Regions from separate parts of the Homo sapiens genome. Here region 1 is linked to region 2. The links are chromatin loops, found by intact Hi-C in ENCODE. Cell type or tissue: right lobe of liver. All regions are shown on one strand. Links, peaks and the distances in the headings refer to the core of each region. The heading gives the core; the rest is flanking DNA.

What was found. A loop is a pair of places that touch in the nucleus more often than their neighbours do. Peaks named below come from ENCODE experiments on the same cell type or tissue, not always from the same donor. Only the 100,000 strongest peaks of a DNase experiment are listed, where the experiment ranks them.
Region 1: a loop joins it to region 2, with 1.9 times the contacts of the local background. A loop is called at or near these places in 9 of 110 quality-filtered maps.

The regions. Positions count from the first base shown.
Region 1 is chr9:124,265,752-124,277,779 of GRCh38, forward strand. All of the region lies in intron 1 of NEK6 (NIMA related kinase 6), which reads left to right. LOC124902268 (a long non-coding RNA gene) reads left to right here. Exons shown (of 2, transcript XR_007061765.1): 2 at 4,155-4,789. Among named protein-coding and RNA genes, the nearest start is that of NEK6, 14 kb to the left of the region's middle. In right lobe of liver, for the core only: no CTCF peak of the experiment used is centred there; DNase peaks (open chromatin) are centred at 5,480 and 6,210; H3K4me3 peaks cover 537 bases; H3K27ac peaks cover 6,784 bases.
Region 2 is chr9:124,216,569-124,228,596 of GRCh38, forward strand. No RefSeq gene overlaps it. Among named protein-coding and RNA genes, the nearest start is that of NEK6, 35 kb to the right of the region's middle. RefSeq lists enhancers at 463-542, 1,452-1,611, 2,182-2,541. In right lobe of liver, for the core only: no CTCF peak of the experiment used is centred there; DNase peaks (open chromatin) are centred at 2,313, 4,593, 6,623 and 7,003; H3K4me3 peaks cover 1,621 bases; H3K27ac peaks cover 5,411 bases.

The DNA.
Region 1 (12,028 bases), core at 2,018-10,017, 49 kb after region 2:
CCATTGTCCTATGGGCTAAGTGGACTCCCTTCTGCTAACCAGAGATGCTTGTGCTGGCTGGTGTGTGGCACGTTATCTCATTCTTTCATGACGTATGTCCGGATGGAAGTCCTGGGTCAGGCATTGTGCTGGGAGCCCACACGAAGACCCTCTAATGGCCCCACCCATTGGCCTCTCACCACCTGGTGGGGACAGAGGCTGTCACAACCCCTTCTTAGGTGCTCTTGATCAATTTGCAGGTGGCATTTTTTGGGATGTAGTCTCTGGGGAAGTAGGAGAGCTTCCGGCAGTGAGGGGTGTTTGAACCCACCTGGAGGGAGACGTGGGGTTTGCCAGAGGGCTGAGAGGGCTGGGGTGAAGGGCAGGTAGACCCCAAGGTGGAGAGGCAGGTGGGGCCGGTGGGTGAGAGGTGGGGCTGTGGAACTTCCTCCTGCTTCTTTGGCCTTTGCTCCTGTCGGTAGATGGCCTTACCAGGCACTTACTGTGGGCCATGTTCTAATCTAACCCTTAACCTGAGGGAACTCACTTCATCCTCCCAGTGATGCCGTGATGTGGGTATCGTTCTGCCCATTTTATAGATGAGGAAACAGAGACCCAGAGAGTCCAGGATCTGTGGTGCTTGACGAGCATCAGCCTGAGTGCTGTGAGGACACCCACAGCATGGGGGTCTGAGCTGAAAATTGGAGGACAGAGGCTGCCCTCCGGAAGTGACCAGGATGTGCCCTCAGGAAGTGACCAGCTGCCCAGCTCAGGACCTGTGTGAGGGCCCCCAGGCAGCTGGAAGGAACAGTGTGCACCCAGGTACCATGCCAGGGCCCCTGAGCATCCGTCTTGTCATCGCATAGTTGTAACCTGCCTCACAGACTGAACATGCACTCTAGAAGGGGATGGGACTTGGTCTGTGGACCACAACAGTGTTCTCCATGGCCAGCATTGTGCCTGACACATAGGAGGAGCTCAATTAATATTTGTTGAGTGAATGGGAAGTTTTAAGTAGGCACGCGGCCGGATCCTTGGAGAATGTTTATATGGAGTGAACGAATCTGTTAGCAAACGTTCCTCACTCCCCTCAGTGGGCTGTGCAGGGCTGTATTGAGCTGAGCTGGCCCTTCCCTGGGAGAAGAGGTTTCTTAGAGAAATGCTCATCCTCGAATTATTCCAATGAGGAGGAACCTAAGCCCAGAAGGGCTCTACCTCCCAGAGTTACAGGCTCTCCTTCCTATGCCCCTTCCCTGCCGAGGCAGCTCCCACATGTCTGCATAGGAGGGCTTTGGGTTGGAATGGGTCAGTGCTGTGTCTTAAAGCTGCATTTTCTACCAAGCACACACTTTGTTTAGAGGGCATATCTTTTGGGGTTGCTTTGAGGAAAGGCTAACCAAGCCACCTCTGAGCACAGACATGACTTTTTGGCAAATGAGCAGGACCCCAGATTACACCCCATCTTAGAAAGTAGGAAACCCAGCATTGAAAGAGGAAAGATTCTGCAGCTGATGTGGCCTTGGCGGGCCACCAGCGTGGGTGCCCAGATGGCAGGATCACTGGGCACCACATGGCACACAGAAGAGAGCAAAGGAGAGGGAGTCCGCCCCTGGGCTTGGCAGGTCCGGTCGAGTCCGCCTGGATTCAGTTACAACAGGACCTCGAGTGGGCACGGCGTGCCGGACTGAGTCAGTGTGTGTACATTTCCTTTGTTCGTCTCCTCCGGGAATGTAGTGGCCTTTTGTGTGTGTTTTAAATGCCAGCCTCCTTACCTAACCCAAGAGGAAATGAGGACTGGGTTTTTGTCTGTGCAGACGCTGGGACAAGTGTGGGAGCCGCCTGCTCTTGGAGCCAGCCTAGTGGTGACAGCGTGGCATTTGGAAAACATTCTGTGGTTTTCTCCAAGGGGTGATGGGCACACCAGGTGCTGGGCCGCCCCTGAGCTGGCCACTGGGACCCTGAAATGAGGAAGCCCTGTGACCAGGTTTCATGATGCCATTCAGCAAGGGACGGCTGAGCACCACATGCCTTCTTGGCCCCTGGGGAAACACACAGGAATCAGATGAGGTCCCTGCCCCGTCTTCCTGGGGAAACATGCAGAGAAAATACTTGTACTCTGAGCTAACACCTTTCACTCGCACAGACCTTTATGGTGTTCTGTGTCTTCAGACATTGATCACCTGTAGGTGAGACACATCATGGCCCCACTTTCCAAACTCCCAAACGGGCTGTGATCTGTAGAAGTATTTAGTGCCATTCAGGGACAGGAGAGATGGTTTGGAAGATGCTGTCTGCTGTGCGAAGTCTCTGGATGCTCAAATGGCTTATGGGGTGGCATCTTTGAAATTACCCAGTCCTGAAAATTTCAGGACATATGGTCACTGTGATGTGCTAATGTTAGCAATTGAGATATTTAATGACCCAGAAAAACCCCTTTTCCTACCCAGTGCAGGTTACTGGAGAGCCTTTATTTCTCAGGAGGAGGGTCTTACACAGTGTAATTTGGACCAGCAGATAGGGAGTCATTATCCCTCATTCATTTATTAGCTAATTAAGTGGTTTATCTGGTCACACATTTACTCCTTCAATTGCCATTCATCCAGCACTGTTTGCTGATGTACCTGGCCTGGTGCTGGGTACTGGGGGTGGAATGAAACAGAACAAATATGACTGAGTCCCTACTGTGTGCCAGCCCATAGGGTGTGCTGTGTGCCACAGGTGAATGCATTCACTTCCCAGTGGACATTTAACAACCACCTACTGTGTGCAGACTCATGGAGATGCAGAAATGCAAATGGCACAGTCCGTAGTGGTTTGGACACTTGTGGTGTTTTGATGGGGTCTTTAGTCCTGGCTCTCTCTCTGCTTGCTGTGATATACCCAGTCAGCCACTGTTCACAGGCCACGTGGTGACGTCCCCAGAATGAACCAGAAACAATCCAGATGCCCCAGGAACCGACGTGAGAACAAGGCATCCCCTTCACACGTTGTGTCTCAGTTCAGCGTCTTGCCACCACCCAGCATTTTGAGACAGAATGTGAGATCGCGTGGTTGGCTAAATACATAAATATTTTATGTCTCGATATTCTGAAAATGAAGCCCAAATGCACAGAACTGCAGCACATCAGTGCTATAGATCATATGTTATAATAATCTGATGACATGTTGTTTAAATATTTATGGACTGATGCGACATGACAATGGGGGAGAGAGGAGGCTCGGAGCAGAGTCTCGGCAGATGCGGGAAGGAGGGAGCAGATTCCTGTGATCCCGAGAAGCGTCACAGGACACCTGGGTTTCTGATGTGATGTTTTGGGGTTTTATGACAAAAACAGTGGCTGACATTTATTGAGCGCTTGCCGAGTGCTGTACCCTTCACTGATACCATGTCATTGAATCATCACAGCATTCCCAGATGGTGGGGCTCTTATTAACCCCAAGTTACAGAGGGGAAACTGAAGCCCAGGGCAAGTCAGTGGTCCACCCCAGACCCCACAGCTAGTGAGTGGCCCAGGAGCAAATCCAGGCTGACCCCATTCTGCATTCTAGCTCTTAATTACTGTGCCGTGCTACTCTAGGGGTGACAGGTCATATCTGAAAACCCCCCACCCCTGCCTGGGTGACCCCTTGCTTGGTGCTAACTGGACTTTTTTTTTTTTTGAGATGGAGTTTCACTCTTGTCACCCAGGCTGGAGTGCAATGGCACGATCTTGGCTTACCGCAACCTCTGCCTCCCGGGTTCAAGCAATTCTCCTGCCGCAGCCTCCCGAGTAGCTGGGATTACAGGCACCCACCACCACGCCCGGCTAATTTTTTTTTGTATTTTTAGTAGAGATGGGTTTCACCATGTTGGCCAGGCTGGTCTCGAGTGATCCGCCTGCCTCGGTGGACTTTCTAAATCACAGGAAAGGAAGGTGATGTCTGTAAAATGTCGGATGGGATTGGAAGGCACAAGGAATGAATAGCTTAGGAGGGGCAGGGAGTCGTGTGGAAGGGCCACTGCAGCCCGGTGCCTGGCACATAGTAGGTGCTCAGGAAATGTGGTTCTTGAGCCTCTGCCCTTCTCTTTGTTGTTGGTTTTGCAGAGTCATTAAGGGAGTTTACTGCAGACTGTCCCCCATATAAGTGTCCTGTGGCCCCTGAGCCTTTGCCTCAGCCTCTCTCTCTCCCTGCAGTGCCCTGGGAGGAATCAACTGACAGCCCTTTCAGTCTCCCACAGTCCAGCCAGTTAAATCAAGGTGTTCCCCTTTTATAGAGGAGTCTCCTAGAGCCAACCGCAGCATCCCTGCCTTTGGGAGCCACCTGGAATGTGCCAGCTGCAGTAGCCGTTCCTTCCACGCCCCCCCCCCATGCTGTCTGTGGGGCTTGCCACTGAGTGCTCCATCTCCCCATGTGCTCCATCCCCCGGCATCTGCTGCCATTGGTCCTGCCTGTTGCGTTACTTCTCTGTGCCCTGGAGCCCCTCAAGCACAGAGGCCTCGAAAGGTTGATCAGACATCCTCAGCACCTGGAGCGGGGCCTGGCACACAAGACGGCAATGAACGGCCAACCCTAGAAGTTCACCCCACAAGACCTGCAGGGCGGGGGCTGAGTGTCCAAGAAGCCTCTTGGGAAGGGATGGTCTTAGACCTAGTGGTGTCTTCCCATTCTGCAGAGGCCTAGGGATGTCCCCAGGTCCCCAGAGTGGGAGGGGAAGGGTCAGAAGTCCATGGAAATAAAACACAGGGCCAGCTACAAAATTTGTGGGGCCCAGTGCAAAATGAAGATGCAAGTTCCCTTGTTCAAAAAGCAGTAAAAAAAAAACACAAAAGTTTTTTCCTTTCCTTTGCAATCTCTTTCCATCTGTCATGATGTTTTTTGTTTGCTATTTAATGTCTCACTCCCTGGACACAAGATACTTTCAGGGTGAGTGCAGACCTCACAGGTGTGGGCACACCTGCCCCCGACCCTCCTGCCTGCATCCGGGCCCCTGCTGCAGGTAACGGGTGGCAGAGGTTGCTGGGTGCGGGAGCAGGCAGCTGAATACCCGTCCTGGGGAGGCAGCTGAGACTCTGTGCTGCCAGCATGTGCTCCATTATTCCACCAGACTCCACTTAACACAGATTCAAAGATGACATGAAGCATTTCAGGACAGTGAAAGCACAGCATGAAGCCCTACGCTTGGGGCTCCCTTCTTAGGGCAGGGCCAGGTCACCTGGACATGAAGCCAGCCTGATGGGAGGGGCCATAGCACCCACACACACATTTCACACAGAGCAAGGGCCTTATGTTGGTTCTCTCCACAGAGCTGGGGCCAGATCTGATTTGAAGGGAAAGTTCTGTGTTAAGCACTGTCTGCAGACTGCTGGCCCAGCAGGTTAGTCGGCCAGCCAGGGGCTCTCCCTCTTCATCCGGAGCCTCTGGTGCCAAAGACACACCATGGTCAGCCCTCCCTGACTTAATCTCTCACACCATTGCCAGAGATTGTTGCAGTAACAAACCCAACCCCTCTGACTTCCGCTCCTTGAGTGACAAGGGTCAGAAATCGAGTGGCGCGGTTGCCAACCTTCTCACTCAGGAACAACGCCAAACACGTGGTGCCCCAGAGATCAGAGAGGGTGAGGAGCTTGGATTCCACCAGCTGTCACGCTGTTCCCAGCCCCAAAATGGGGAGGCTCAGCACCCACAGGGAGTGACGTCTGGTTACTCTGAAAACATGGACAAGGAGGCTCAGGTGAGGGGTACTTACTTAGTACCCACTGTGCACCGGAGACCCGGCCAAGTACTTTCCGTGTGTTGCCTTCGTTAATCCTCGTGACAACTTTGAGCTGATCCTGTTTTTCAGATGAAGTTAACTGAGGCTCAGAGAATGAAGCTGCCAGTCCAAAGCCATAAACCACACACTTTGGAAACTGAGATTTGAACCCAGGCCCGGCTGGCCCCAGAGTTAGTGCTCTTTGCACACGAATCCCAGGCACACTGGCTGGCTGAGGTCCCTCCCTGGCTGGGCCTCTTGCCCCCACCGTCTGCTGCATCTGCATCTGCAGGACAGGGGCCAGACCTCAGCGCTGCTGCCTGTCCACTCCTGCCCCTGAGCAGTCCATCCTTGTTCTTGGCAGGGAGCAGATCTCAGGGCCACAGCTCCAGCTTTTCTCCTGCAAGGCCTGGCCAGCTCTGTGGCTGTACTTGTGCCCAGAGAGACAGGTGGCAGCGGCAGAGTTAGGCACACCTGGCCGTGAGCCACACCCACCTTGTGCTCCCCGTGTCTCCTGGGCTTGTTACCGCCCACTCAGGCCTCTGTTTTCCCATTTGTGGAGCAAGGGGTAATAGCAGATCCTGTCTCTGGGGCAGTTTTCCCAATCTATTGTGGTAAGGGTGTATAGTCCTCAGTTCCACGCCAGGCCCAGAAGAGGCCTTTGATACTCTGTGTTGATGGTAAACGACATGGTATGGGGTGAGCTCGGAGCTTGGTGGCCCCTGTGACGCTCTGGGGAGCGCTTCCCCAGGCCACAGGGCAGGCTCTCAGTCCAGAGCTGCCCTCCCTAAGGAATTCATCCCTTCCTTGTTTTCTTTGTTCATTCATTTCATCCCACAGATCCAGGCGCTCTGCTGAGATACAGTAATGAGCCCCAGGCATGAAGTCCCTGCCTGCACAGGGCTGGTGCTGTGGTTCCTAAACAAGAAACCGGTGCAGGGTTCCTGGCCAGGCAGTGCTGGGGAGAGGTAGCTGGGACAGCGTGGTGGCCCATGGCTGCCACAAAGAATGGAGTTCCTTCAATCTCTTTCTTCCATTAAAGGGCAATCCCTGGGGATTTAACATGCTGCCTTTCGTGTGAGGTCCCAGCACTCCCAGCGTCCTGGGAAGGCCTCATCGGGCTTTGCTTTGCTTCAAGGTGTCTTTGAGAAATCAGTTTTTCCAGTTGCAATGTGGGAGTTTTCCCCAGGCTCTCCTGAGACTCACAACCGCTCCCCCTAACGCTGCTGGTCATGGAGACCCACCTGGGCCAGGCCCTGGTCACATGTGATCGCATCGACCTCTCTTGGTGACCTTGAGAGTCAGGTCCTATTAATTCATTTTACAGATGAGGAAAGGGAGGCTGAGTGAGGCTGCATCATTTGCTGAGGAGCACAGTGTGCCCACTGCCAAGTCAGGATTTGAACCCACGCCCGTGGCTTCCAGACCACACTATCGGAACCACTCTGCCCTAGTGTGAATGGATGTTTTTTTAATTCTTGGCAGCAGAAAAACCAAAGATTCTGCTCAAAGCAGTAGACTCTCAGCGGCCCATGTGTCAGGGCTGTGCTGGGTGCTGCAGGAGAGCTCTGCAGAGAAGAATAGAGACAGACTGTTGGTGCTAAAATTGGCCTGAAAAATGACCATTTCCGCGTGAGCCAGGATTGCGTTGACTCCTTGCTCCAAGGCTGTGAGGTGTGTGGGGTTAGGTTCATGTGACAGATGAGGAAGTGGAGGCTCAGAGAGGCTGTGTGGCTTGCCAAGGTCACACAGCCCCGGGCGGCCTTATTCCACATCCACCTGCTCTGTCTGCCATCATCCATGGTGGTCTCCGGACTAGCTTTGGCCTCCCCAACATCCTGCATTTGGATAAACTGAGGCCTAAAGAACAATTCAGGGCTTGATCCCGAATGGGGGAGGGGACGGAACCCTTTGCATGCTTGTGGAAATGGACACTCATTCCACAGCGAAACTGCCTTCAAAATGCCACTGATTCTCAGGGCAGGAGAAGACTTAAGAAATGACAGCGGGCAGTCAGGGCACGTGTGTCTGTGACAGCAGAGGGGCCCGTATCCACCCTTCCTGGGACCGACAGCCAGGGTGATGGGGTTTTATAGCATCTGGAACAGGCAAGCCTTTTATAAGAAAATGTTTCCAAAGTTGTCCCGTCCCACCGTTGGCAAGCAGTCCTTAAACGGCAAAGAAACAGCCGTGCTCTGCATTCACGAAATGGTGAGCTGGCATTTAGGCCATTTATTTAAAGCGGGAGTTGAGGAGGCTAAAGACTTCAGTTCTGAGTGGCGGCTCGCAGCCTCACTGCAGCAGGGGAGCGTAATCTTCAGGGTTTTCTTCCCATTTACGGGTTTTTTTGTTGTTGTTGTATATTTGTAAAATGAGGCTTCTGCTGGCAAAAGCAGGTTTTAGCGAGTGCGGCGGCTCTTCCAGGACCTAATAAGGCCCCAACGGAGGGTGAATTCCAGCAACACTTTCCTTCCCCACATGGCCCCCCCATTCCGTCTTGCCTCATACACTTTGGGCACAGGGTACCATTCATCTTGCTTCCCATTAATGGAATTACCGCCATCACTTCTGTGGGATGAGATGGGCCCTTTGGAACTGTCTTGGGGACAGAGGCAGGATTGGCCGCCAGGCAGTTTTGCTTAGAGGGGAAGGGAAAGAAAGAGAGGGAGAGAAAACTCTTACAAATGGATGCTTCCTTGGGTGGTAAAGATCCTTGGCCATGGAGGACAGAGGCCGCAGGGCCCATCCAATCTGCTTCCTGCGCATGTCCCGTGTGAGCCTCGCTGTGGCAGGGCATGTGATGGCCCCAGTGGCAGATGTGAACGGGGCTTGACACCTGTGTACCACAGCCCCTTGACTTCAGAAGAAGGGAAGGAGGGACCCAGCATTTATGGGCTGCTGACAGATGCCTGGCACTGTGCTGGCCAAAATTTGGGAAGTGGTATCTCTGTCCTCATTTTTAGATGAAACAGCAGAGTCCCAGAGAGTGTAGACACTTGCTTTGAGTCACACAGCTCATGAGCAGTAGCACTGAAGTTTGAACCTCAGTCTGTCCATTTTCGTGGAGGACCAGCAGTGCCCCTCCTTGAGGCTCCAGAAGCAGCAGAGTGTGGACTCACAGTCCGGGTACCTGTCAGCAGCCTGTCCCAGCATCACCTCCCAATTCCCCAAGAAAGTGAGCAGACATCTGGAGGGTTTTTGCTTTCATGTAAGAATGCTGATCGAGGACAATGCTGAATATCATGTATTCCACCTGGACATCTGATAGAATTTCAGGGGTCTGGGATCCTGAGAATGAGGGAGGGAGGTTGGGAGCTGACCGGTCTGACGCACTGTGCTTGCCATTCTGCATGTCCATTTGTAGCAAGGCTGGCAATCATTGTCCTCTCCAGTGCCGGCTCTGATAGATTGATAGGGGCTGCCCGAGATGCCATGTTGAGAAGGCTTTGGAGACTGGCATTGATTAGCAATGTCTGCTGTGTGCACAGGAATGAAAAGATGGATGTGAAAAGGACCGACCTAACTTAGTACAATTCTTAACCTGAGCAGGGACCCCAGGGGCACGAGCTCTGCTTAGTTCTTGTGATTAGTTCATCGTGTGCCTCACCACACTTCCATCCCAGTAAACTCCAGGAGGGTGAGACTGTGCACAGCACACAGTGGGAATTCCACAGATAACAGAAGGAAGGATTGATGAAGGCTCTGCAGCCCCCAAAGAGCCAACAGTTGGAATCCTACAGTGAATGTTTTTAAAAACGTAATTTTAAACTTCTAGGGATGAGATGTAGGTGCCCACTTATTTAAACCAGGGCCATTTCATCCACGTCACTAACTTGCCGGATGTCTTTGAGTCATGGTTTCACCTGCCTGAGCCTCGGTTTCCTCATCTTCACTCCCAGCACTGTGGAGGGGTGACCTGGTTGATGACGGTCATGGAGCCCAGAACCCATGGGTAACGGGGTCAGCATTCAGAAGTGTCAGCTCCAGCTGCCTGCCCCCGCCTGCCGGGCCCTGTCCTCTGCCAGGCGGAGCTCCTGGTTCTCTGGGTCTGTAATGCTTTCCTTCTCACTTCTCAGACATCACTGCTTCTGGGGAGTCTCCTCTGACCTCAGCACACTGCTTAGAAACCCCTGCTTGGTGCCTCCATAGCCCCTTCTGCATCTTCCCCAACATGGCCCCCCACCCTGTGAGGCCCACTAATGGCCAGTCCCCTGCCCCAGGATCCCCTCCAGGGCTAGGACTGAGCCACTTTCCTCTGTGGTCCCAGTGCTCAGCCCAGGGCCTGGCCTGGCAAAGGCCTCGGTGACGGTAATGAGGGGAGGGAGCAATGCACCCTTCGTTTGTTCCTCAGGCCTGTGGCCATGGGGACAGCTGAGATGCTGAGACCACTGTGTCCAAAGCCCAGGCCTTTTCTGGGGACAGATAGGTCAGCGGGACGGATGGAACCAGCTCTGTGACTCACATACCCATTGTGCCTGCTGCGGTGATCCTTTAAACGACAGTTAGGTTTGATCCTGCGGGAGGTGGGTGTTTGGAAAGGTTTTGAGCAGGGGAGTGGCCCCCCTGAAGCAGAGTGTGGCCCGTGGAGGCTGGGGGGCTGGGAGGCGGCTGTGAACTTCAGGAGAGAGGAGGGGGAACGGGGCTGTCCTGGGGAGAGTGGGGAGAAGTGGGGAGCAGCCTGGAACAGTGCCGGGCACCTGGTGTCCACAGCCTGAGCTCCTACCTGGAGACCCCTGGATCAGGGAGTAAAGAATTCTGGGCTGCAAGTCAGAAGAAATGCTCCCCAGGGGCTTCAGTGGCTCCAGAGTCTCAGGAATCATCTCTGGATGGGTGACTGGGGCAAGGGTGGGCTGGGGCCCTGGTCTTAGTCTCCTCATCAGTCAAGGAGGGCAATGTGCTTTTTGCCCTTGACTCTCCTCTGACCCTGGCCCTTCATACCTGGATCTGGCTTGGGAGCAGGGTGAGGCCGAGGCCCACAGAAGCCATAGGGTCAGCCTAAGAGCAAGAGTGGAAAAAGAAAAATCATGAAGCAATAATGAGCCCGTGGTACATCGAAGGGGCCATTGAATCCCCGTGGACTCAGGACGACAGTGGCTGGAACAGTGGTTGTCTATGTGTGGCTGGAGTGTGTGCAGAGGGGCCAGTGCTTGAGCCTGAATCTTCACAGCCCCTCCTCCATACATGCAAATCCTAACAGTATGTTATTATTGATATGTAAATATTAGCTATTAGCTTTTTAAACAATAATTCCTCCTCCTATTGCTATTGTGGCTCGTTCATCAGAGCACCCTTCAGATCAGTAGGGGTTGGCCAGGTGGCGAAGGCCTGCAGTTAGAGCATGGGGAGACTGCGTGAGCAGGTGCAGAGGTGGGAAACAGCAGTTGCAGGAACCATAAGTGGCTCCGTGGAGCTGACGTGGTGGAGGACAGACATCACCTGGGCTTGGGCTTGATGGGTCAAGGGGTCTTAGGTGCTAAGCTCAGGAGGGATGGCAACCCAGAAACCTTGAAGGTGGATAAGGAAGGGGAGATGGGGTCTTAGGAATATGTGTCTGGTGGCGCGTGTGGAAAATGACGGTGCTAAGGCTGGGAGGACTTAGAGGCCAGTGGGGAGGCCCAGGTGCTGATGCCACTGTGGACATTCCTGAGCCTCTCAGCTACCTGAGGCCGCACTTCCACCCAAAAAGAGTCCTTGGCTGGGCCGGGTGTGGTGGCTCACACCTGTAATTCCAGCACTTTGGGAGGCCAAGGCAGGTGGATTGCTTGAGGCCAGGAGCTCGAAACCAGCCTGGCCAACATGGTGAAATCCCACCTCTACTAAAAATAACAAAAATTAACCAGGCATGGTGGCACACGCCTGTAATCCCAGCTACTTGGGAGGCTGAGGCAGGAGAATCTCTTGAACATGGGAGGCGGAGGTTGCAGTGAGCCGAGCTTGTGCCATTGCACTCCAACCTGGGCAAGAGAGTGAGGCTCCATCTCAAAAACAAAACAAAGAATCCTCAGCTCTTTCTCCCATCCCACCACCTTCTCCTACCCTTTCCTGCTGGGTGTTGGGGCAGCGGAGGGCTCTCCCCTTGGCACCCTCAGCCTCTCTCGGCTTTCCTGTGAAAAACCAGGCCGATGCCTGCCGACTTGTGAGAATAAATGATAAAATCTGTGACGCTCCCAGCACTGCCTGGGGAGAGGAAGGAAAGTGTTGTCTTCCCTAAATTCCTATTTCTGCGTGTCGTTTATTCTCTTCCCTGTCAGAGAAGTTGTTTTGCTTCCTGGGGACGAGAGAGGCCCGCGTTCACGGGAGCGCGCCCGCAGGCCC
Region 2 (12,028 bases), core at 2,048-10,047:
CCTCATGTCACAGATGGGGACATGGCCTGGCAGGGCGAAGGGACTTCAGGAGATCATACAGTAAGTTAGTGTCACAGCCGGACTTGGAGCCACATCTCCCAGCTTCAAGGCTCCCTGTTGTGCTGTGGGGAAGGGGTGCACAGGGCTGGCCCGGGGACAGGGCCTGTTCCTCACTTATGAGTGCCGTGGGCTGGGGCTCAGAGGGTGACTTGGTGCCTTGTAAGGGGGCCAGGGGCAGCTGTGGGTGGGGGTGTCCGGGGATTACTGCTAAAATAAGTAGCAGCTTCCTCTGAAACGCCTCTGTGGTCTGTGGAGGGGAAGGAAGTGGAGGACCGGAAACAGGGGAGGCAGAGAGGTGAGAGGCTGAAACTTCTGCCAGCATAGCAGAGACCAAGCTGGGCACCCCCCACCCACCCAGACACAACAGTTGGCCTCTGCCAGGCTGCAGCCTTGGGGCTGCAACCAGGAGGGCCTGGGAAGCTCAGGCCCAGCCCTAATATGGCCACCCAGAGGCTAGAGAATCCCTCTAGGTTGCTCCTGGCTGGCTGGGCTTCTTCCCTTCCTCAAGACACCAGTCACTTCATGCACCATTCTCTTTGCCTGGAATGCCCTTCTCTACATTTTCCTTTAGGGCCCAACACCAATGTCACCTCTTCTGGGAAGCCTTCCCTGACCACCCACCACACACACACACACACACACACACACACACACACACACACACAGAGAGAGAGAGAGAGAGAGAGAGAGGCAGGACAAGACAGCCACAGACCTTCATCATGAATAGTGGCATTCACTGTGACAGTGGCGTTCATCCAGTGCTTCATGTTTATGAACTGCTCTGCATGGATGATCTCATTGAATGTTTACAAAAACACAATGTGTGGTTCTATCAATAGCTTCATGTTACAGACGAGTGAACCAAGGCTCAGAGATGAGCAACTTCCCCAAGGTGGCATAGTCAGAAAATGGCTGAGTGGGGAGTGTGACCCAGGTCTGACTCCACAGCTAGGTCATTGAACCATGCACTATCCTCTGAGACTGGGATGGGATCAGTGTTGTGCAACTTGCCTGCTCCAAGGAGGCTGCATTGTGACCCTAGCAAAGCTTCATTTTCAGCCTTGCCCTTCCCAGCACCCCTGGAGTAGCTGGGAGCTATAGAGTACTCTAGGGAGAGAGGGAAACCAGCTTGTAATGAGGAAGCATTTCCATGTAAACATTTCTGGTAAACTGTGTGAAGGGATCTCAGAAGTATCTCCAAGCCCTTGATACTGTCTTGGGTTTTGTTTTCTCCTTCTAAATAAATGCTTTTGAATCTAATTTTGTATTCTGTTTCTACAGATGGGGCTTCCAAAATTGAAAAGCTTCAGACTTCACAAATCCTAGGTCCACCCTGCGGTGCCCTGTGACTTAACCACAACCACTGCACTGCCTGGGCTTCCCCAGCCCTCTCCAAGGCCCGCTTTCACTGTACCGGGGTTTTCTATTTATGGATCCGCCCTGCTACCCGCCACTCCCACAACCCCCACCCATAGATGGGCCATGAGCTCCTCATGGGCAGAGGGCGAGCCCTGGTTTCTTGGTACCCTAGGGACTGCTTGGTATATAGAAGCCCAGGACAGATTTGTTACATGAGGGAATAAAGGAGTAAATGAATGAGTGAATGAATGAATATGGGTCCCTTCAATGCCATCAGGAAGTATGAGAGATACAACTCCAGCTTTAAAACTCCAGGTCAGCTGGGTATGGTGGCTCACCCTTGTAATCCCAATACTTTTGGAGGCTGAGGTGGGCGGATCGCTTGGGCCCAGGAGTTCAAGACCAGCCTGGGCAACATGGTAAAACCCCATCTCTACAAAAATTAACTGGGCGTTGTGGCATGCACCTGTCATCCCAGCTACTCGAGAGGCTGAGGTGGGAGAATTGCTTGAGCCCCGTTAGTGGAGACTGCAGTGAACTGTGATCGCACCACTGCACTGCACTGCAGCCTAGGCGACAGAGTGAGACTCTGTCTCAAAAAAAAACTCAAGGTCCATCTCCCTGTGTGCCAACCCTGCATGGGTGTTGAGGGTGACTGACAATTTGGACAGGGTTCAGCTGAAGCCAGTCTCTAGCAAGGAGGCCCAAAGCCCCTCCGGTCACTCTGCTCCCTACAGAGGCAGCACTCTAGGCCCCAGGCCTGGACCTCAAGGCTGCAGCAGGGCCCCTGGCCGCCCCCTATAGCCTTGGAAGCCCCTGAGAAGAGGCCCTTCAGTGCAGCTGCAGCAGGTCAGACGCCTCCTCTGGAGAAGAAGGAAGTGAAAGTGCTGTGGTGGGTGAGTCATCGGAGTGTCCCTCTGGACGGATTGATGCCATGAGTGGCATAAGAGGGACAGGCTGGGAGGGAAGAGACACCAGGGTTAGGAGCCCTTTTAGTATCCTCCAGGAAGGCCCCACCTCACCTCCCAGCCCCTCCCAGACACAGGGGTCTTCAGCTTGGAGAAGAGAATGCCTTGGAGATGCCATCTTTGTCCTAGTCTCTGAAGTGGGTAGAAATTAGACAAGGTCCACAGCAGAGGGGGAAGATGGAGTCAGATGGGGAGGTCACAGAGGCTAACTGGTTGCCACCAGGGCCAGGCTCTGGTGGGCTGGCTGCTGCCTGGCAGTAGTGATGGCCAACAGCAAGTAGGGTGGTCTCCTGCCATGGGTCAGGATGTGGATTCTGGATTTGAACCTCATGTCCTCAAACCCCAGCTCTGCCCCTCATGAGCTGCAGGATCCCAGGCAAGTGGCTTCCCCTCTCCTTCCTCTGCTGTCGAGTGAGATCATAGCACTTAATGCATAGGATGAGCAGGGCATGATTAGATACATTACTGTATGTAAAGTGCATAGAAGAGTGCCCGTTCCCAGGAAACCCACAATAAACAGTAACTACTGTATCAGGCAGCATCTCATCAGGAAGCCTGAAATGCCCTAGGTTTTGAACAGAAGGGATTTAATACAGGGGCTTGTCTTCCAATGGAAGGACTGAGAAACAAAACAGGGAATGGTGCAGCCGCCCAGGGATAGGACTTTGCAGTCATATTCTACTTCCTACTGATGCTCGTCCTCAACCTAGTTGCTTTATGTCTCAGAGCTTCAGTATTTTCACATGTAAAAATGGGAATAAAAAGGACCTTTTTTAATTTATTTTTTTATTTTTTAGATGGAATCTCCCTCTGTCGCCCAGGCTGGAGTGCAGTGGCGTGATCTCGATTTGCTGCAACCTCCGCCCCCTGGGTTCAAACAATTCTCCTGCCTCAGCCTCCCTAGTAGCTGGGATTACAGGCATGTGCTACCACACCCGGCTAATTTTTGTATTTTTAGTAGAGACGAGGTTTTGCCATGTTGGCCAGGCTGGTCTCCAACTTCTGACCTCAGGTGATCCGCCCACTTTGGCCTCCCAAAGTGCTGAGATTACAGGTGTGAGCCACCGCGCCTGGCCGATATTTTTTTTTGAGACAGAATCTCACTCTGTCTTCCAGGCTGGAGTGCAGTGGCGCGATCTCGGCTCACTGCAAGCTCCGCTTCCCGGGTTCAGGCCATTTTCCTGCCTCAGCCTCCCAAGTAACTGGGACTACAGGCGCCTGCAAGCACGCCCAGCTAATTTTTTGTATTTTTAGTAGAGACGGGGTTTCACTGTGTTAGCCAGGACGGTCTCCATCTCCTGACCTCGTTATCCACCTGCCTCAGCCTCCCAAAGTGCTGGGATTACAGGCGTGAGCCACAGTGCCCGGCCGATATTTTGTTTTTAAGAATGAAATAGGATAATGTAGGTAGAGTGTTTGGTAGAGTACTGGCTCAGCGTAAGGACTCAACAATGATCCTAGCAATCGCTTATGCAACACGCTAGTTCTCATGACAGTTCTATGAAGCAAGTACTGTGATCACTATGACTCCTATTTAACAGAAGAGAAAACTGAGGCATGGAGAGATCAAGTCACGCAACTAGTAAATGGCAGAGCTGATCTGAACCAAACTGTTGGGCTCCTAAGTCCCACCCTTAACCATTACACTATGCCCCCTTCCCATTTCACCATCAACAGCTCTCTCCCCAGTCAGCCTCACTCAAGCTCAACGCCGCTCTCCTTCTCAGAATTTTACCCAGGGCCTCCAACTCAGATCAATAACCAGCATCTGCTCCCAAGGGTAACACCTGACACCTGACTTCTCACCTTTTTCCCAGGCCTGGGGCCCTGGAGTCACCAGGGTTTGAGTCCTGACTTTGCCCATTTTCCAGCCGTGGAGCTTGTAGAAGGCACTTCTCTTCCTAAAGCTTCCGTTTCCTCCACTGCAGCATGGGGAGGGAGGCTTGTCCTAAATTTGTTGGCCTGTGGTGGAGACAATTTGAAGCCACACTCACGGAGCAGGTCACACTGGAAGCGTATGTGTGTTCAGTGTGTTCCCTGGAAGCGTATGTGTGTTCAGTCCATGAAACTCTGATCAACAGTTAATCATATCCCCAGAGTCCTGGGGACACTGCCAAGTATTTCTTTGCTTTTCCCAACACGTTCTCAGCCCCTGCAGTGTGCATCGTGGGCAAGTGTGCTGGGCAGTCCTGTGTGCTTGCCCCTCTCCTGCAAACTGCTTTTCCCAGTTTCCTTTGCCAACTGGCTTCCTGTTAGGTTGGGCCAAGGGGAAGCACTGGCAGGAGATTGGAGCATGGGAGGAGGGGACAATCTGGGTATTTCTCCCTCCCTCTGCTTAGGGAGGGAGTGGGAGTGGCCTTTCCCCAGCACAGGCTGCTCTCTTCTGTGTCTTTGGCTGCTCTAGAACCACCCGGTCATCTGCAGTTCCAAGTCTCCAGGTGGCTCTGATGATTCAAGTTACTCCTGGGCAGTATCACTGCCTCTTCCTTTTGTCTCTCCACCCCTAAGTGGTAGCACCTTTTGCCATTGTGGAACAAGCACTTGCCTCACCATTTGCTGTTTGGCTTTTCAGCTCTTCCCTCTTCCAGGTAACCAATTCCCTATATTAAATTTCCTCTGTTGGAAATACCTAGAGTGGTTTCTGTTTTTCTGACTGGCCTTGAATTTTACAGCGGGCATCTTTGGCCCAAGAATTGTCTCTCTCTTCTCCACTTACAGAGTTTTTATCCTAGAGGGGCAGCATCAGACCCCTGAGGGCATGTCACAGGCGGGACTAATGGAAGAGGCTCTAGCTCCTTCTAGCTCTTTGCAGTAAACTTACTACAAGACAGCAAAGCTTTCTCATGCTACCACTGACTGTCTCTTGTGACATAGGTGGAGTAGCATTGCGCTACTCTGCTGTCTCTCTACTTCACCTTCCTGAAGACTTATTGCACAAAGGGTGGGTGGAGCTGTCGAGAACCAGGGGAGAGAAGAAAGTAGTGAAGGGGGCAAAGAAGCCCTTCCTGGCACACTAGCAAAGTGCCTAGTACAGGGGAGGCATTCAGCAGGGTATCCATTCCTTCCCCTTCAGCATCTGTTGAAAATCAGGCTGGAGCCTCAAATATTGGAACCAGCCCTAAGGGGAATGAAGGCTCGTTCTGTGTCAAGACAGCTGCCCCAGGGTTCCACTCCTTAAGGAACAAAGGAGTGGGGACAGACTCCTTTCTGTGAGTAGAGGGGTGGTACTGCCTCCCACCTAGTGTCTCTGGGATTCCTTTTGGAGGCTGCTCACAGATGTCCTCCCACCTTGGCCTCCCCACTCCCATCTGCCCTTCCAGGTTCCCCGGCAGAGGTCCCATCAGTCAGTCCCCTCCCTCCAGCCCATGGTGGTGGCTCACCAGACGGAAGACAGTGGGTCCCTCAGGCCCTTGCTGGGCCTGCCCTATCCCAGGATCTGGGTCCCTAGCTTCATCTGTCACTTCAAAGCTTCCTGTCCCTCAGCCAGGGACTGAGGTAAATTCTAGGCGTTCTGGGCTCTCACTTTCCTCATGTTTGCATGTTCTTTGTGACGCGGTATCCAAGTCGCTGCACAGGTAGGAGGAGCCTGAGGGCTCATCCAGTCCAACCTCCTCCTATGCAGTTCAGATGGGAAAACTGAGGTTCAGAATAGAGACTTGCTGGAAGCATGAAAGTAATTGACAGGTTGGTAGGGGCACAGGGGGTGAAGCGTGTGACAAGCTGGGCCAAAGCTCCAGGGACACGGGTCCTACACTGGCACTTGCGTGGACATCCATGTTACCTGCACTCATGTGTAGTAAAGAGGTCATGCGTGTTTACAAACCATAGTACCACCACAGAGACCACAGGCCCAGCAAATGGGGCTCACACAGGCATGCACACACACACACGTATCCTTGATGGTAAACATGCCCACCCACCATTGTGCACACATGCGTGTATTTACACCCACATGCACACTCATCGGCACACAATCAGAGCCACACACCTGCACGTGCCCCCACAGAATCACACGTGTGTGCAGTCTCACCTATCTGCACTCTGCCATGGGCCCCATTACATACATGCATGCAAACAGATAACACACACGCCTATCAATAGCCAGGATGACTCACACACGAGGACACACATCATACCCTCACAGACTCGTGCATGGACCACCCTGCAGTCACAAAGCAGCATCCAGCATCCGACAATCTGCTGATGTCACTCCCCTGAGAGTAACCATGGCTCCATGCATAGGCAGAGGCAACTCAGCTCACAGGTGCCGCCTGTCCACATGCAGACACAGACACACACACACATACACACACACACACTCTGACAGTTCCCCAATGGCCAGCCTCCTCCACTGACTCCCCACAGCCAGGTGCTCTGACACCCTCCTTGGTGGGACCCTCTCTCTTCAAGGCGCCCAGAGCCACCTGGCTGTCCTTGGAACTAAGTGAGCACCCTGCCCACCCCCAGCCTTGTCCCCTAAACTGGGTGGTTTAGGTCTGAGGGGTGGGGAGAAGGCTGCCCAGAGTCCAAAGTTCAGGGGCCAACATCTTGTTTGCAGGCGCTGGTGGAAATTGCACAACCTGCCAGCTGGGTGACTTGGGCTTATTGTCTCTGAGTTCCCCTTGGCTGCAGGCCCAAGCCCAGCCAGTGACCTGTTTCTCTGGAAGAGGGTGGGGAAAGTGGTTCCTCCCTCCCCTGCCTGGGGAACTGGTGGCCCTCCCTGGGCACTGGTGGCTGGTCCCCAGCTATGTGTGCAACACACCTGACACTGAGATGCACAGAACTCAGCATCCAACCTGTCCTTTCCCAGATAGGAAACTGAAGCTCAGGGAAGGAAAGGCTTGCCCAGGGTCACCCAGCAAGGAGGCCCAGGAGGACTGGAACTCAGGCTCAGTTTCCTTTCTTTTCTTTTCTTTTTTTTTGTGATGGAGTCTCACTCTGTGGCCCAGGCTCGAGTGCAGTGGCGTGATCTTAGCTCACTGCAACCTCTACCTCCTGGGTTCAAGCGATTCTCCTGCCTCAGCTTCCTGAGTAGCTGGGATTATAGGCACGTGCCACCACACCCAGCTAATTTTTTCATATTTTTAGTAGAGGCAGGGTTTCACCATGTTAGCCGGTCTGGTCTCAAACTCCTGACCTCAGGTGATCTGCCCGCCTCGGCCCCTCAAAGTGCTGGGATTACAGGTGTGAGCTACCGCGCCCAGCTCAGTTTTCTTTCAAACCCTTTATCAAAAGAAATATAATCCAAAGCCAGACAGTACTAATGCAAATGAGCAGAGCTACCGTGGGTGCAAAAGGAAGGGACCCCAGAGCCCGTGAGTAGAGACCACTTTCCCTTTCCACACCTACCGTGGCTAAGTCAGTTAGTCAAAGGGTCACTGTGCCATATCACCAGATCATTGAGCTTAACAAATCTATCCCGACTTAAAACATTTTATTTATTTATTTATTTTTGAGACAGGGCCTTGCTCTTGTCACCCAGGCTGGAATGCAGTGGTGCAATCTCAACTCACTGCAGCCTCAACTTCCCGGACTCCACCCATCCTCCTGCCTCAGTCTCCCAGGTAGCCGGGACCACAGGCATGCACCACCACACCCGGCTAATTTTTGTATGTTTTGTAGAGATGGGGTTTCGCCATGTTGCCCAGGCTGGTCTCAAACCCCTGGTCTCAAGCGATCTGCTCACCTTGGCCTCCTGAAGTGCTAGGACTACAGGCATGAGCCACCCCAGTGAGCTTTTTTTCATTTTGTTTTAATTTGTAAAAGTTCCCACTGTGTGCATGAAATGAATTAGCAAGGCCATCATGGCTACGGGGGGTCAGGATCTGGGGCCTTCAGATCCCTCTCACCTCTGGGACCTGCAGCCCAGACTGGGCTTAGATCTCTATTCTGTTCCCCTCCAGTGGCAGCATCAGGGACATGGGGTAGAGACAAACTGAACATTCCTGAAAATCCAAGAAATCTTCTAAAGCTTTAAAAACCCATCCCATGCCTGCCTGTCTTTTCCCTCTCCCCTTCGCTGCCTTTCTGTATCTCTCCCTTCTTTCCTTTCTTCCTCCTGCCTGCCTACCTTTCTCAGTGCATCCAGTCAAAATCATGAGGCTCGAGGATGACAGTCACAGTGGCCCTTGTGAGGCTGGACCTGGGCGGCAGCCTGCTGCAATCAAAGATGGGTATGCACCGGGGCAGAGCAGAGGTATAGCTTAGCATGGACAAGAGGATTCAGGTTTCTCCTTGATGAGGCAGGGAGGCACAGATGCAGAAAGGAGGAAACCAGCTGGGTGCGGTGGCTCACGCGAGTAATCTCAGCACTTTGGGAGGCGGAGGCAGGCGGACCACCTGAGGTCAGGAGTTCAAGACCAGCCTGGCCAACATGGTGAAACACCGTCTCTACTAAAAAATACAAAAATTAGCCAGACATGGTGGTGTGCACCTGTAGTCCCAGCTACACAGGAGGCTGAGGAAGAAGAATTGCTTGAACCCGGGAGGCAGAGGTTGCAGTGAGCCGAGATTGTGACACTGTACTCCAGCCTAGGCAACAAGAGTGAGACTCTGTCTCAAAAAAAACAAAACAACAACAACAAAAAAAAAGCCAGGTGCAATGGCTCACACCTGTAATCCAAGCACTTTGGGAAGCCGAGGCGGGCGGATCACTTGACGTCAGGAGTTCAAGACCAGCCTGTCCAGCGTGGTGAAACCTGATCTCTACTAAAAAATACAAAAATTAGCCATGCGTGGTGGCGTGTGCCTATAATCCCAGATACTCAGGAGGCTGAGGCAGGAGAATCACTTGAACCCAGGAGGCAGAGGTTACAGTAAGTCGAGATCACACCACTGCACTCCAGCCTGGGTGACAGAGTAAGAATCCGTCTCAGAAAAAAAAAAAAAGGAGGAAACTGAAGAAGCCCATAGTGTTGGGCTGGAGTTGGAGCTCTCAGTGAGAACACATGGTGAGAATCTGTGTTTATGTGGAGAGAGAGAGAATATAGACAGAAAGGTGTGTCTATATATATACATGTATATGCACCTGCATGCATATGTGTATACATATATGCATATTTGATGTGTGTGTGTGTGTGTGTATTTTCAGCTCTGTTCACCAAGAAGGTATGGGAGCAGCAATGCTCTGGTAGCAATGAACATACCCAGTGCCAAGATCTTGTTTTCAAAATGCCATTTGGAGGAAGGCTGAGTCCTGGCTGGGAGAGAGGAAGAACAAGATGAACCTGGAACACCTTGTTGTGGCAAAAAGTCACTAAGCATTCAAAGCATAGTGTGGACATGTCAAAGGGACACAGGGGCCAGCTGGATGGGGCCACACCAAATCTGGTGTAATTGAAAAATCAAAATTAATAATGATAGCAATGAATGATAACCCACTGAATAAAATAGAAACCCCTGACTCCAACTGCTATAAACAAAAAAACGAATAAGTAACCGGACAGAAGAGAAAGCTTTTCCTGACAGTAGAATGTCAAATCATACAGAAAGAAGGAAAACCACCTTTGTCAAATATGATCATAATTATTATTTCAGGTAAGAAACATCGATGGAACCAGGTTAAAACTAGGGATGTAAATGGAGTGAAGAACAGGATATTAGCTTAGCACTGGAGCCCGGGAGTTCCAGTTCAGCCTGGGCAATATAGCTTGAGCCTATCTCTAAATAAATAAATAGACAGAAAATGAACAATTCTAGGAAAAACAGAAAGCTGCACAAGAGAATAAATGCAATCACAGTACTCTACATTGCTGGGCTATCAACACTGTTCACATGGCCACAAAATAAACCCCCAATATTTATCTAACCAAAAATTATGAGATGAGATGATCATATAAGGAAGATGGTACCAGGGGAAGTAGGGGCAGCGTGGTATGGGAAGCAAATTCTAATCTTCCAAAGTAAGAAGAGAGTAGATTATACATAAAACTGAAAGTCCAGAAATAACGGTATAGACATGTGATAACAGTGGAAGCATAAAGGCAAATAAAAAAGAAACTTGTTTCTTGTTAAAAAGCAGTTACCTCTGATGGTTGGGAACTGGGAGCAAAGATGGATTAGACAGGAGACAGCTGTTTTTCATTGTTAAGTCTTGCAGAACAAAATGCATGTAAAATTTTTTGAAAGTGAAATCAAAATATAAAAATATAATTAAAAGAAATACATGTTTAGGCCAGGCACAGTGGCTCATGCCTGTAATCCCAGCACTTTGGGGGGCCGAGGTGGGTGGATCACTTGCGGTCAGGAGTTCGAGACCAGCCTGGCCAACACGGTGAAACCCCATATCTACCAAAAATACAAAAATTAGCCGTGCGTGGGGGCACACTCCTATAGTCCCAGCTACTCAGGAGGCTGAGGCAGGAGAATCACTTGAGCCCAGGAGGCAGACGTTGCAGTGAGCCGAGATCATGCCACTGCACCCCAGCCGGTGGGGCAGAACAAGACTCAGTCTCAAAAAAAAAAAGAGAAATACATTTTGAGATAAGCAGTAAATTTGGATAATTGGTTGAGTTGACCATTTAACAAAATCTTCAAAGGATCCTTCAGATGCTAAAGTTCTGATAAGACAGAAAATTACTTTTTTTCAGAGGTTTTTAAAAACAATCAGTCTAAAAGCTAAAGTTCCCATGTGATACTGTGAAAAACATATTCATAGGATATTATTTAAGAAGAATAGACTGGGTACAGTGGCTCATGCCTATAATCCCAGCACTTTGGGAGCCTGAGGTGGGCGGATCCCGAGGTCAAGAGATTGAGACTATCCTGGCTAACATGGTAAAACCCTGTCTCTACTAAAAATACAAAAATTAGCTGGATGTGGTGGCACATGCCCGTAGTTCCAGCTACTCAGGAAGCTAAGGCAGGAGAATCACTTGAACCCAGGAGGCAGAGGTTGCAGTGAGCTGAGATCGTGCCACTGCACTCCAGTCTGGTGACAGAGCGAGACTCCATCTAAAAGAAGAAGGAGGAGGAGGAGGAGGAGGAGGAGAAGGAGAAGGAGAAGAAGAAGAAGAAGAAGAAGAAGAAGAAGAAGAAGAAGAAGAAGAAGAGGAGGAGGAGCACTAGAAGAGCAAATGTATTATGAACTTTGGACAAATTAAATAGTCCTTAAAATGGAATATAGCCATTGGAAGAATGTACATTAAACATAATTTTAAAATTTTTCTTTTTTTTTTTTTTGAGACACAGTTTCACTCTTGTCACCCAGGCTGGAGTGCAATGGCGCAGTCTCGGCTCACTGCAACCTCCGCCTCCCGGGTTCAAGTGATTCTCCTGCCTCAGCCTCCTGAGTAGCTGGGATTAGAGGTGTGTGCCACCACACCCATAGAGATGGGGTTTTGTTCGCCATGTTGGCCAAGCTGATCTCGAACTCCTGACCTCAGGTGAATCACCCTCCTCGGCCTCCCAAAGTGCTGGGATTACAGGAGTGAGCCACCATGCCAGCCAAAAAGAATATTTCTTAAACAAGTTTTTGAAAAACCAGTCAATTCGGTAATATGAGGCAGTGGTCCTTCAATGAGTTTTGGAGAACTGCCTTTTGTCCAATCGGCCTTTGAAGGTGTGGCAGCTTCCCCTACACCTGAAAGAGGTCCCACCCCAGGACACAGGCCCTGGCCTTGGGCATGGCAGGCCAGTCTCCC